Regions from separate parts of the Homo sapiens genome. Here all the other regions are linked to region 1. Evidence: chromatin contacts called from ENCODE Hi-C or POLR2A ChIA-PET data. All regions are on one chromosome and are shown on one strand. The core of a region is the stretch at or near the end of the contact, and the rest is flanking DNA. Distances in the headings are between cores, read along the strand shown. Region 1 has its middle 94 kb from the start of LINC02643. Region 2 overlaps LINC02643 (long intergenic non-protein coding RNA 2643). Region 3 has its middle 26 kb from the start of LINC02643. Region 4 holds the start of LINC02643 (long intergenic non-protein coding RNA 2643).

Region 1 (3,206 bases), core at 87-2,586:
AGTGATAGGATCAATAACATGTATTGCTGTGTGGGTGCATGGGACAGAACATACAGTTAGTCATTGGTGCTACCCAGTGCTCAGAAATCATTATCTTCTGTTACTGTGACCAATTGTCATTCCCTGCCTCTTGCATTCTATTTCAGTCCCAGGTAATGATTCTTCTGACACAATGCTTTGGGCCTTTCCATGTTAACATAGTCTTCCAGGACTGTTTTTAACACCTTGTCCATTGGTTTTATGAAAGTCATTTTTTTCTTTCTTTCTTTCTTTTTTAAGAGACAAGGTGTCTTGCAGGTGTTAGGCAGGCTGGCCTCCAACTCTTGGGCTCAAGTAGTCCTCCTACCTCTTCTTGTTTGTAAACTGGGAGTAATTATAGCACCTACTTCATTGAGCTGTTGTCTATATTCAATGACAAAAGACCCCTTGAGGCTTCGCCTAGTTATCTGGAAAGCAGTAAGTGCTCAGTAAATTTTAGCTGCTACTATTACTACTAACAACATGTGAGGGATGATTGGGAAACGCCAGCACCACAGAACATTCTGGTTGACTGAACCAGAATATGTGGCCTCAAAGCATGCATGCAAAGATCTGATTTGAGCCGGGCATGGTGGTGCACACATGCAGTCCCAGCTACTCGGGAGCCTGAGGCGGGAGAATTGCTTGAGCCCAGGAGTTCAAGACCAGCCTGGCCACACAGCAAGACGCCGTCTCTACAGAATAAAAATAAAAACATGAGCTAGGTGTGGTGGCGTGCACCTATCATCCCAGCTACTCAGGAGGCTGAGGCAGGAGGATCACTTGAGCCCAGGACGTCGAGGCTTCAGTGAGCTATGATGGCACCACTGCACTCCAGGCTAGGTGACAGAGTAAAACCCTCACTCTAAAAAATGAAAAGTAAACTGGTGTGGGGCTGTTCTCAGTGATGAGGCCCTGGACCCATAACTGCTAGGGCTGGGAGGAGTTTGGAAATCTCTTCTGTGCAGTCATCATGGGTCAATGAGGGAGGCTTAGGCCAAGACCCACTTCCAACAGAGACTCTCCACCTTCAGCTGTTTACTGTATTAGGGGTCTATCGGAGCACTGATTTGAGGAAAGGATTCTGCCAAGAAGAATGCAGAAAGGAAGGGACAGAGGAAGAGAAGGAGTTTTAGAACCATTGAGAGTACAACCCCTTCCTTTTACAGATGTGGATTTGAGGCCCAGAGAAGTTCGGTGAGATCTGCCCCTGAGTTACATAGCCAGGGAGTTCTCTGCAGGGCCAAGGTTAGAATCAGGCCTCCTCACTCCCCGCAAGGCCTGTCCACCACACTGGCTGCTTCAAATCCAACGTTGCCTCCAGGGGGCGCTATACCCCTTGTATTGTATGTGCATGGCACCTCCCTGAGGCCCTGCACCTCCAGAATCTTAGCAATTAGATAGTTCATAGCCCCAGCGCCATGAAGAAAGATCACAGCTACAACAAGCATGTCTTATGTGTGTACTGTGCCTTACAGAGGCGGGCAGAATTTCTCTGTGTGGGCTGGATATTTACTATTTAGGCTCTACACATCATACCGTCTCTGTTGCATAGCCTCAACTCTGACATGGAAGAACAAAAGCAGCTATAGGCAGTAAGTAAACCAACCAGCCTGGCTGCATTCCAATAAAACTTTATTTATGGATGCCAAGATTTGAATTTCATATAATGTTCACATGTCACAAAAATAGCCATCTTTTTATTTTTTCAATTTTTTTTTTTTTTTTTTTTAGACAGTCTCCCTCTGCTCCCTCTGTTGCCTAGGGTGGAGTGCAGTGGCATGAGTAGCTCACTGTAACCTCTAACTTCTGGCCTCAAGCAATCCTCCCGCCTCAGCCTACTAAAGCACTGGGATTACAGGCCACCATGCCTGGCCTATTTTTTGTTTCAACACTTTAAAAATATAGGCCAGGCACAGTGGTTCATGCCTGTAATCTCAGCAGTTTGGGAGGCCAAGAAGGGCGGATCACTGGAGGTCATGAGTTCGAGACCAGCCTGGCCAACATGGCAAAACCTAAAAATACAAAAAATTAGCTGGGCATGGTGGCAGGCACCTGTAATCCCAGCTACTCAGGAGGCTGAGACATGAGAATCACTTGAACCTGGGAGGCAGAGGCTGCAGTGAGCCAAGATCGCATCATTGCACTCCAGTCTGGGTGACAGAGCCAGAATCCATATAAAAAAAAAAAAAAAAAGTAAAAACCATTCTTAGTTTGTGGGCTGTACAAAAACAAGCAGCAGGCTAAATGTGTCCCACGGGCCATCATTTGCTGCCACCTGGTTCATATGATTCATTGGTATTCTTGTCTCTCTTGAGCTTTGCAAGAGTTATAAAAGCTGACAAGGGAAGTATCAGATCTACTTCTTAGAAACAGAAATGGACCAAAACCCAGAGGTTAATTTTATACTTTATTGCCCAAACTCTAAAGCTTCTCTGCCGCTTAAGAGAAGCCAAAAAGTCCCCTAAAGACCCTAAAAAAAAGCCAGTTTTGAAATAATCTTCTGATTGAGGCTGCCTAGAACCCAAGTGGATCTTGCAGATTAGGGTCACCTGGGGTCTTTCCACGGTTCGTTCCAGTCCAAGCATAAATCCCCGTGATGCCCCTATAGCAAAATGGAACCAGCATGGGTTCCAGAACACATGGGCCGAAGTCACATGACCATCTCTTCCAGGGGTGCAATTCTCATTTCTACATGTGAAATGGATCACCCATATGCTCCCATACATACCCAACCAAAAAAAATCAAGCTGTTAAATGTATGAGTTTATACCACTGCCCTAGGCAGTAGAACAAAAGAATTGTAAGTCCCTTTAGGAGTTGGATTTCGGGCAAAGAGCAATGAATGGGGAGAAAGATTCTAGGCATGCCAGCCCAGAGAGATACAAAAGGCAGATAGGAAGGTGGGAGGTTGTATTGGGGGTGACTGAAAAAGACAGTGGCCTAGGAGGTGTGGATGGTGAACAGGGGTCCCCCAGAGTCAAGAAAGAGCCAAGACTTCATGTAAGGGGCATTGTAGGTATTTTTGGTTTTTCTTTTTCCTTTTTTTTTTTTTTTTTTTTGCCTATTGCCCAGGCTGGAGTGCAGTGGTGCAATCCTAGCTCACTGCTCACTGTAACCTCCACCTCCCAGGTTCAAGCGATTCTCCTGCCTCAGCCTCCCGAGTAGGTGGGATTACAGGCACACAC
Region 2 (3,059 bases), core at 241-2,740, 72 kb after region 1:
GGTGACACATGCATGTAGTCCCAGCTACTCGGGAGGCTTAGGAAGGAGAATCGCTTGAACCAGGGAGTCAGAGGTTGCAGTGAGTTGAGATCGTGCCACTGCATTCCAGCCTGGGTGACAGAGGGAGACTCCATCTCAAAAAAAAAAAAAAATTAAATTAGAATAAACAGATGTTAATAGGCAGCATGCATGTTTGATGTGCCTTTATTTTTCTTCTGCTTTAGGATAGTACTTCATTCTTAAGCATGTGAGTAAAGGAAGCAAAATAGTAGTAAGCTATATTGATGGTATGTAAAAGAAATATAGGAAAGGTTTACATTTCATTTGTTAGATCCCTGCCGAGTATTTTACGTGGTAGGGTATATAAAAATAATATTTTAGATTATTAAAACACCTTGATATTGGCTCATTTAATTACACTGTAAATTTTTCTCTAAAGGCAAGTATGGTATTTTATATTTTCTAACAATAATCCTATTCTTCCCTTTTCCTTATATTTTTCTTTGATATTTTCCTGATGTATTATAAAATTATTTTCAAGTATAAGACTGGTTTGTAAAAATACCTACATATTGTGTGAGATTATCACTATCATTTTTTTCTCTACTACCTTCTCATCAAATAAGGAAAGGCAAGAGTGATATAACAGTTGCCAAAGAAACAAAAGGCATCCCAGTTATTTCTGTGCTGGGATGGCTTTTGGCTTGCCGTTGCTGAAAAGCAAACAAGATATAGCCAAGAAATTGTGCCGTTGTTGCCTGGTTGGAAGGAAAGTTAGGGGCGCATATTCGGTTCAAGATGACCTTCAGGGAGGACCCAATGTCAGTGTCCTGCTAAGTCACACACAAGGAGAGAAAATCTATAATGACAGTTCAAGTCTTTCTTCCCACAGCAAATTGTGTCAGCCCTGCTATAAACAGTAAAAACAGCACAGGAAATATCTGACCCTTTTGCCATTGGTTAAGAGCTATTGCTAGCTCCTACTTGGCTAATAGCTTGAGTCTCTGAAAAACAAGGAATATTTCAGAAACCTCATTATGAGGAAGAGATACCTGCAATTTCCAGGTAAATGAAGCAAGTCTTGTACATGCCCAGATGGGACCAGGCCTCTGTTACATGAATCCTGGCAAGTTAAACAGGCTATATCTTCTTGTTTGAAGCAGCTAAGAATGTCCCGAGCTCACTGCAATGCTGGGAGGCCCCGGCACCGACTCTTGAGAAAACGTTTGAGACTAAACATGAAAGTTGCTCCCTAACCCGCAGTGTTATCATTGCAGTTGTTAACAAGATAAAGTAAATAAACCTAAACTCTCAGTGAACTTATTTCTCAGTTTATTGAATTGAATTTCCTGACATGCTGCGCTGGGTACCCAGAATACAAAGATGCACAAAGCCTGGTTCGGTGAGAGAGATGGTTATGGAGACAGACGATGACGGCAACTGAGAAACAGCATAGGCAGACCCCAATCCCAGAGGAGGAGCAAAGATATCTCCCTGGAGATCAGGGAGGGCTCACAGCCAGGGATGCTTGAGATCAGGCAGACAAGAGGCACGCCTATGTTTAACTCAGAAAACAATGAAAAGTTTGCTGGCTGGGCTTGGTGACTCACTCCTGTAATCCCAGCACTTTGGGAGACCAAGGCAGGCAGATCACAAGGTCAGGAGTTCCAGACCAGCCTGGCCAATATGGTGAAACCTCATCTCTACTAAAAATACAAAAATTAGCTGGGCATGGTGGCAGGTGCCTGCAGTCCCAGCTACTCGGGAGGCTGAGGCAGGAGAATTGCTTGAACCTGGGAGGCGGAGGTTGTAGTGGACCGAGACTGTGCCATTGCACTCCAGCCTGGGTGAAAGAGCAAGGCTCTGTCTTGAAAAAAAAAAAAAAGGACCGTTTGCATATGACTTGTGGGATAACCTTTTCTAGGGGGCAGCAGTTTCATTGGAAAGTTAAATAACAGTTATAATGACTACCATTTTGTTGCGGGAAGTCAGGGACTCCAAACGGAGGGACAGGCTGGAGCCATGGCAGAGGAACATAAACTGTGAAGATTTCATTTTAATATGGACATTTATCAGTTCCCAAATAGTACTTTTATAATTTCTTATGCCTGTCTTCTTCGATCTCTTAATCCTGTTATCTTCATAAGCTGAGGATGTACGTCACCTCAGGACCACTGTGATCATTGTGTTAACTGTACAAATTGATTGTAAAACGTGTGTGTTTGAACAATATGAAATCAGTGCACCTTGAAAAAGAACAGAATAACAGCGATTTTTAGGGAACAAGGGAAGACAATCATAAGGTCTGACTGTCTGCGGGGTCAGGCAAAAAGAGCCATATTTTTCTTCTTGCAAAGAGCCTATAAATGGACATGCAAGTAGGGAAGATATCACTAAATTCTTCTCCTAGCAAAGAATATTAATATTAATACCCTGGGGAAGGAATGCATTTCTGGGGGGGAAGTCTGTAAATGACTACGCTGGGAATGTCTGTCCTATGTGGTTGAGATAAGGACTGAGATACACAGTGGTCTCCTGCAGTACCCTCAGGCTTACTAGGGTGGGGAAAAACCCAGCCCTGGTAAATTTGTGGTCAGACTGGTTCTCTGCTCTCAAACGCTATTTTCTGTTGTTTAAGATGTTTATCAAGACAATACATGCACCACTGAACATAGACCCTTATCAGTAGTTCTGCTTTTGCCCTTTGCCTGGTGATCTTTGTTAGACCCTTATCAGTAGTTCTCCTTTCTGCCCTTTGAAGCATGTGATCTACTCCCTGTTCTTACACCTGCTCCCCTTTTGAAACCCTTAATAAAAAACTTGCTGGTTTGAGGCTCAGGTGGGCATCATGGTCCTACCGATATGTGATGTCACCCCTGGCAGCCCAGCTGTAAAATTCCTCTCTTTGTACTCTTTCTCTTTATTTCTCAGCTGGCCAACACTTATGGAAGATAGAAAGAACCTATGTTGAAATATTGGGGGTGGGTTCCTCTGATACCATTTATTGAGCTAGGCTACTGTACTAAGCTAGATATAAATACAGATATATAAAATTAGTT
Region 3 (3,011 bases), core at 450-2,949, 120 kb after region 1:
AGAAAATCTTGAATTCCTTCAAGGGAAATTCCAGGTGCCTAGCCAGCCCTGAGAAATAAATAAACAACTTGATAAGCAAGAAGAAGGGAATAGTAACTTAAAGCAACAGCCAAGGAAGCTAGAATCATGGGATGTCTGCTTCCCTATGGAAACTAAAGATAACATCTTTTTTTGTTTGTTTTTTTTTGAGATGGAGTCTCCCTCTGTTGCCCAGGCTGGAGTGCAGTGGACCATCTCAACTCACTGCAGCCTCTGCCTCCTAGGTTCAAGCTATTCTCCTGCCTCAGCCACCCGTGTAGCTGGGATTAGAGGCATGCACCACCACACCAAGCTAATTTTTGTATTTTTAGTACAGACGGGGTTTTGCCATGTTGCCCAGGCTGGTCTCAAACTCCTGGCCTCAAGTGATCCACCTGCCTCAGCCTCCCAAAGTGTTGGGATTACAGGCGTGAGCCACTGAGCCCAGCCACCCCTGCCTTAAAAAACCCTTACCTGCAAGGTCAGGATTTAAGCATAAGCTGCCTGATCCTCCTTGCTTGGTAACCTGCAGATAAACACCTTCTTTCTTCCCACTGCAAACGTCGGTGTGGATATCTGGTCTTATCGTGTCAGGCAAGCAGACCCCATCTAGCTTCAATAACAGTACTGATGATCATCTCAGGTGGCCTTTTACAAATACATACCTGGCATCCTAATTTTTCAGAAAGATTTGAGGAGTCTTTTTGGAGAGTAGAGGGGTATAGGGTGTGTATTTGTATGTGTGCAATTTTCATTTCAACTGCATGGATTCACACAACATAAAACACGGGCATGAAAAGGACCCCAGTGAATGTTACAGACACCAGCACCTGCCACACGGTCTTGGGACACATGGAAATAATTCATGAAAATAATCAAGCAGGCCAGGCACGGTGGCTCACGCCTGTAATCCCAGCAGTTTGGGAGGCCGAAGCGGGCAGATCACCTGAGGACAGGAGTTTGAGACCAGCCTGACCAACATGATGAAACCCAATCTCTACTAAAAAATACAAAAATTAGCCAGGCATGGTGGCAGGCACCTGTAATCCCAGCTACTAGGGAGGCTGAAGCAGGAGAATTGCTTGAACCTGGGAGGCAGAGGTTGCAGTGAGCCGAGATCGCACCATTGCACTCCAGCCTGGGCAACAGAGCAAGACTCTGTCTCAAAAAAAAAAAAGAAGAAGAGAAAATAATCAAGCGGTTTCACCCCTTGTATCTGTTCAGTAGACCCTCCCTCTCTTTAAAATTATACTGGATGTGGCCAGGTGTGATGGCTAACGCCTGTAATCCCAGCACTTTGGGCAGCCGAGGCAGGTGGATTGCTTGAGGCCAGGAGTTTGAGACCAGCCTGGCCAACATGGTGAAACCCCATCTCTACCAAAAATACAAAAAATTAGTCTTGCGTGGTGGTGGGCGTCTGTAATCTCAGCTACTCAGGAGGACAAAGCAGGAGAATTGCTTGAACCTGGGACGTGGAGGTTACCATGAGCTGAGATCATGCCATTGCACTCCAGCCTGGACAACAAGAGCGAAACTTCATCTAAAAAAAAAAAAAAAAAACCCAATAACTTATGGAAAATAAAATTTAAAAAAATAGAAAAATAAAAAAATAAAGATTGTACTGGATGTAACTAGGACAAGTGATCTCTTTCATCCTACCTCACCAAAGAAGGCCCCTTAGCTGCATAAACTTGTTTAATGAATGAATCACCAAGATGATTAATCAAGGGATAGGAATGACAGTGGTTCCAAATGTGCCTCTATTTTTTGATAGCATGAGAATATCCCTGGCTAAGTAAAAGGGTAGTTGTAACTACTGTTGTAAATCACACTGACTTTTAGCAGGTTGTTTAAAGCAGGATGGAAAGTTCAGCCAGTCCAAGCACCAGGCTAGTCCTCTATTCCACACCTCATAAAATGAACCTAAGGTACCTTTGTAAGAAAGCAGCATAGACCATACAATGCCAGAGTCCCTGGGGAAGAGAGAAAATGTGAAAAGCAAACTATAGGCTTTAAAAAATGCAAATCCAGCTTATGTTTGGATTCAACTATTTTAAAATATGTCCTCTTAGCCCACTAGCCACTCCACTTGGAAGGAGACGTAATTTATGTCTAAGGAGTGGCAGAATTCATTCAGAATCATCATCTTCTAATTCAGCCTCGTGGCTCTAAAAATTGCCTCTGGGTACTTGCCTAAAATAACTTTTAGAGTCTGTACTCCAATAAAGAGTCCTTTGCTGAAACTTGGATCAAATGCTCATTTATTACCCTTACCTCTTTATCAATTAAAAAACATGTTATAAAAGCACATTCTTTATAAGAGGAAAGACATAGAAGTTATTCTCTTTGCTATGCTCACAGTACAATTTTTCCAAAATGAAAGGAAACATGTGTCCAGGGTGGGGAAAATGTGCTGGTGTCATGCGGCGGCTCTATGAAATATTACTACCTGATCAGAATCAGACAGAAACCAATGGGTAGGGGGTAACAACTTCCCTTTGCAAGCATCAGCTCTGTATGCGGTGGAGGTAAAAGTGATTAAGAGACTGAGCCAAGAACTAGAAAATCATATTTTTATTCAATGTTTAAAACTCAACTTTCTCTAGGTACAAGGAATCTCCATCTGTTTTAGAATTGGGATGATCACAAAGGTGCTGGCTGAAATGGTTTATTCCTAAAGCTCCTCTTCTTGAAAAAATATTTATTTAACAGATCAAAGCCTGTGAGCCCATCATCAGCTTTCCATTCTTCTCAGCACACAGCTATTGTGGACCCAGCCGGCTTCCAAATATAGGCATGGAGACATATGATGTCACAGTCTGGCATGCAAAGCTCCCCAACCCCACACATGCATGCACTCATAAAGAATGCAAACGTCTCTTAAAACCGTGCACTTAAACATGTTTTGTAAGGTTCTGTGGTTGCATCCCCAGAGATGGAAGTCAAGGAAAACCTGTTCTGCAGATGGAAAAAAGAGGTTATAGCAGAGAGGT
Region 4 (3,403 bases), core at 697-3,196, 94 kb after region 1:
TTGGGAGGCCAAGTGGGAGCATCGCTTGAGCCCAGGAGTTCAAAACCATCCTAGGCAACATAGCAAGACCTCATCTCTACTAAAAATTAAAAAATTAGCCAGGTGTGGTGGTGCATGCCTATGGTCCCAGCTACTTGGGAGGCTAAGGTGGGAGCATCCCTTGAGCCCAGGAGTTCAAGGTTATAGTTAGTTATGATTGCACCACTGTACTCCAGCCTGGGTGACAGAGGAAGGCTCTGTAAAGAAAGAAAGAAAGAGAGAAAGAGAGAAAGAGAGAGAGAGAGAGAGGAAGGAAGGAAGGAAGGAAGGAAGGAAGGAAGGAAGGAAGGAAGGAAGGAAGGAAGGAACGAAGGAAGGAAGGAAGGAGAGAGAAAGAGAGAAAGAAAGAAAGAGAGAGAGACAGAGAACAGAGAAAGAGAAAAAAAAAAAAGAAAGAGAAAGAGAGAAAAGAAAGAAGAGCCGGACGCGGTGGCTCACGCCTGTAATCCCAGCACTCTGGGAGGCCGAGGCGGGTGGATCACAAGGTCAGGAGTTCAGGACCAGCCTGGCCAAAATGGTGAAACCCCGTCTCTACTCAAAATACAAAAATTAGCCGGGCATGTTGGCAGGTGCCTGTAATTCCAGCTACTTGAGAGGCTGAGGCAGAGAACTGCTTGAACCCGGGAGGTGGAGGTTGCAGTGAGCCGAAATCGTGCCACTGCACTCCAGCCTGGGCAACAGAGAGCGAGACTCTGCCTCAGAAAAAAAAGGAAAGGAAGGAAGGGAGGGAAAAAGGGAAAAATAGTGATGTATGGCAATTCTTCAAATATAGGTGTGATATTTTGCATGTCAAATTTGATTCAACTGTTAATTAAAAAAACAAAGCAACATAGCATTTTCTCAGCATTTTTAAATTGAATAAAATGTAAATCTTTCATGCTTACTGTAATGAAGCCAGACAATTTAGAAAAACAAAACCATTCTTCTGATAACTCAGTAAATTTTAAATACACATACAAATATACCAGAAAATGCATTTTTGTAACTATTTTTAAAACTGTAGATGAAAACACAAAGATTAAAACTGATGAAATGAAACAGGCATACATAAAAAATTGAATGCAATACAAAAACAATATTATTTCTACTTCAAAAAAAGAATATTTTATTTATTAAGCCATAGCACTTTGGGAGAATGAGGTGGGTGGATCACCTGAGGTCAGGAGTTCAAGACCAGCCTGGCCAAAACGGCAAAACCTGGTCTCTACTAAAAATACAAAAATTAGCCAGGCACGGTGGCACATGCCTGTAACCCCAGCTACCAGGGGGACTGAGGCAGGAGGATCACTTAAACCCAGGAGGCAGAGGTTGCAGTGAGCCGAGATCGTGCCACTGCACTCCAACCTGGACAACAGAGCAAGACTGCTTCTAAAAAACAAAACAAAACACAACAAATATATATATACGTCAATGAATATATTCAGATTATTTGTAAAATAGAGTGGAAAAGAAAATTGGATGATATTTGTAAGTTAATCACATAAAACAACAAACATAACAACACCAGTATCATCACCTCAAAGGTAAATTGTAAATATGGAGACAATTGATTTTACAAGTCACATGTGAAATTATTATTTCATTCTGAATGAAATGGGGCTTTCAATACATTTTTAGCATGTCTAGAAACAAGTTTGTTCATGTGTTTCTAGTAATATATTATTTAAAATAGTAATTATACTGGTGACATAAACCTCAAACCAAAATTAAATCTGTATCAGAAGTTATCCCACCTGATGTAAGCAGGTTGTCCTTGCTTAAATAAAGCCATCCTCAAAGGTGTGAACGACCCCTGCTGAGGTCAGGGGAGTTGCCCAGGCAACTCTCAGATGCATGAACTATAAACACTTACAGTTTTATGCTGCTGAGCTTTCCTGATTGTTTCTTGCACAGCCTTGTTGGGACAATATTAAAAAGCTGCGGTGATTTTTAAATATACTCACACATTTTTGAGAATCCTCCCTTTAAGAGGTGGAGCCTCACTTCCCTCCCCTTGGGTGTGGGCTGGACTTAGCTTTTGGCTTCTAATGCACAGAATAAAGTGAAAGTGATGGGTGTGACTCTGGAAGGCAGATCATAAAATGCGCTGCAGCTCCCTCCTCCCTCTCTCTGAGATTGCTTGCTCTGGGGGAAGTTAGCCCACATGAGAGCACAAGCTGCATGGTGAGGAAGAGAGGCTTCCTGCCAACACCCAGCAAGGAATGGAGGCCCTGCCAGAAACCACCCTAGTGAGCCATCTTGGAAGCAGACCCCCAGCCCCAGCTAAGCATTCAGATGACTGCAGCCCTAACCAACATCCTGAGTACAGTCACGTGAGAGATCCTGAGCAAGAGCCACTCATCTAAGCCTCTCCTGAATCCCTGGCCCACAATTACAGTGAGATTAAAAAGTAAAATTGGCCAGGCATGGTGGCCCATGCCTGTAATCCCAGTACTTTGGGAGGCCGAGACAAGTGGATCATTTGAGGTCAGGATTTCGAGACCAGTCTGACCAACATGGTGAAACACTGTCTCTACTAAAAATACAAAATTAGCCAGGCATGATGGTGCATACCTGTAATCCCAGCTACTTGGGAGGCTGAGGCAGGAGAATGGCTTGAACCCAGGAGGTGGAGGTTGCAGTGAGCCAATATTGCACCATTGCACTCCAGCCTGGGCAACAAGAGTGAAACTCCATCTCAAAAAAAAAAAAAAAAAGAAAAGAAAACAAGGCCAAATGTGATGGCTCATGCCTGTAATCCCAGCACTTTGGGAGGCGAAGGTGGGAGGATCACTTGAGTCCAGGAGTTCGAGACCAGCCTGGGCAACATGGTGAGACTCCATCTCTAGTTGGGCATGGTGGTGCCTGCCTGCAGTCCTAGCTCCTCAGGATGCTGAAGTGGGAGGATTATTTGAGCTCAGGAGTTCGAGGTTGCAGTGAGCAGTGATTGCACTCAGGCTGGGTGACTGAGTGAGACCCTGTCTCAAAAAAAACAAAAAAAAAGATAAAATAAAAAATTGTTTTAAACTGCTAAATTTTTGAGTGATTTGTCACATAGCAGATAGGGATGCTGTTTAGAGCCTTTGGCAGGCCCCCATAGGTGAATCACAGTGAAGGCCTCTAGGATTTTGGAGCAAGGCCCTGCCATCTTCTGCAGATAACTACCTTCATTTTTAGAGACAGCTCTTGGCCTGTTACTGGGCTTTGGTGGAAACTGAACGTTTGATTATGGGTCATCAAGTCACCATGCGACCTGAACTGCCTGTCATACATAAACTGGGTGCCTTCTGACCCATCTAGCCACACAGTGGGGCGTGCACAGCAGCATTCATTATCAAATGGAAGTGGTATATACATAACCGAGCTCAAGCAGGTAGTTGCAGCC

Evidence for each region. A loop is a pair of places that touch in the nucleus more often than their neighbours do. ChIA-PET counts read pairs that join two places held with the same protein, here RNA polymerase II (POLR2A). Pooled maps may share reads with other maps.
Region 2: a loop to region 1 is called in a map of GM12878, with 2.3 times the contacts of the local background. The contact joins two enhancer-like sites. A Hi-C loop is called at or near these places in 9 of 168 maps with a recorded cell type or tissue (Caco-2, DLD1, GM12878 and 6 more) and 6 of 50 pooled maps. POLR2A ChIA-PET finds 5 or more read pairs at or near these places in 5 of 52 experiments (A549, AG04450, BJ and 2 more).
Region 3: a map of Caco-2 shows a loop between it and region 1 (6-fold over the local background). The contact joins two enhancer-like sites. A Hi-C loop is called at or near these places in 2 of 168 maps with a recorded cell type or tissue (Caco-2 and PC-3) and 2 of 50 pooled maps. POLR2A ChIA-PET finds 5 or more read pairs at or near these places in 5 of 52 experiments (AG04450, BJ, WTC11 and 1 more).
Region 4: a map of endothelial cell of umbilical vein shows a loop between it and region 1 (4-fold over the local background). The contact joins the promoter of LINC02643 here to the enhancer-like site in region 1. A Hi-C loop is called at or near these places in 9 of 168 maps with a recorded cell type or tissue (Caco-2, HCT116, PC-9 and 6 more) and 7 of 50 pooled maps. POLR2A ChIA-PET finds 5 or more read pairs at or near these places in 4 of 52 experiments (A549, AG04450, BJ and 1 more).

What each region holds. Positions count from the first base shown.
Region 1 is chr10:21,277,560-21,280,765 of GRCh38, forward strand. It overlaps a transcript of NEBL not described here. Among named protein-coding and RNA genes, the nearest start is that of LINC02643, 94 kb to the right of the region's middle. RefSeq lists an enhancer at 1,314-1,433. Within about 2 kb of position 1,337, at least 3 of the 41 ENCODE cell types and tissues checked have a DNase peak (open chromatin) inside an H3K27ac peak, as active enhancers do; they include PC-9, where a contact is called at or near this core.
Region 2 is chr10:21,349,166-21,352,224 of GRCh38, forward strand. The region is part of intron 4 of LINC02643 (long intergenic non-protein coding RNA 2643); the gene reads right to left. Among named protein-coding and RNA genes, the nearest start is that of LINC02643, 22 kb to the right of the region's middle. Within about 2 kb of position 1,491, at least 2 of the 41 ENCODE cell types and tissues checked have a DNase peak (open chromatin) inside an H3K27ac peak, as active enhancers do.
Region 3 is chr10:21,396,977-21,399,987 of GRCh38, forward strand. No RefSeq gene overlaps it. Among named protein-coding and RNA genes, the nearest start is that of LINC02643, 26 kb to the left of the region's middle. Within about 2 kb of position 1,700, at least 5 of the 41 ENCODE cell types and tissues checked have a DNase peak (open chromatin) inside an H3K27ac peak, as active enhancers do.
Region 4 is chr10:21,371,004-21,374,406 of GRCh38, forward strand. It overlaps LINC02643 (long intergenic non-protein coding RNA 2643), which reads right to left and starts at 1,947. Exons shown (of 5, transcript NR_155751.1): 1 at 1,892-1,947. RefSeq lists enhancers at 1,799-2,300, 1,937-2,231.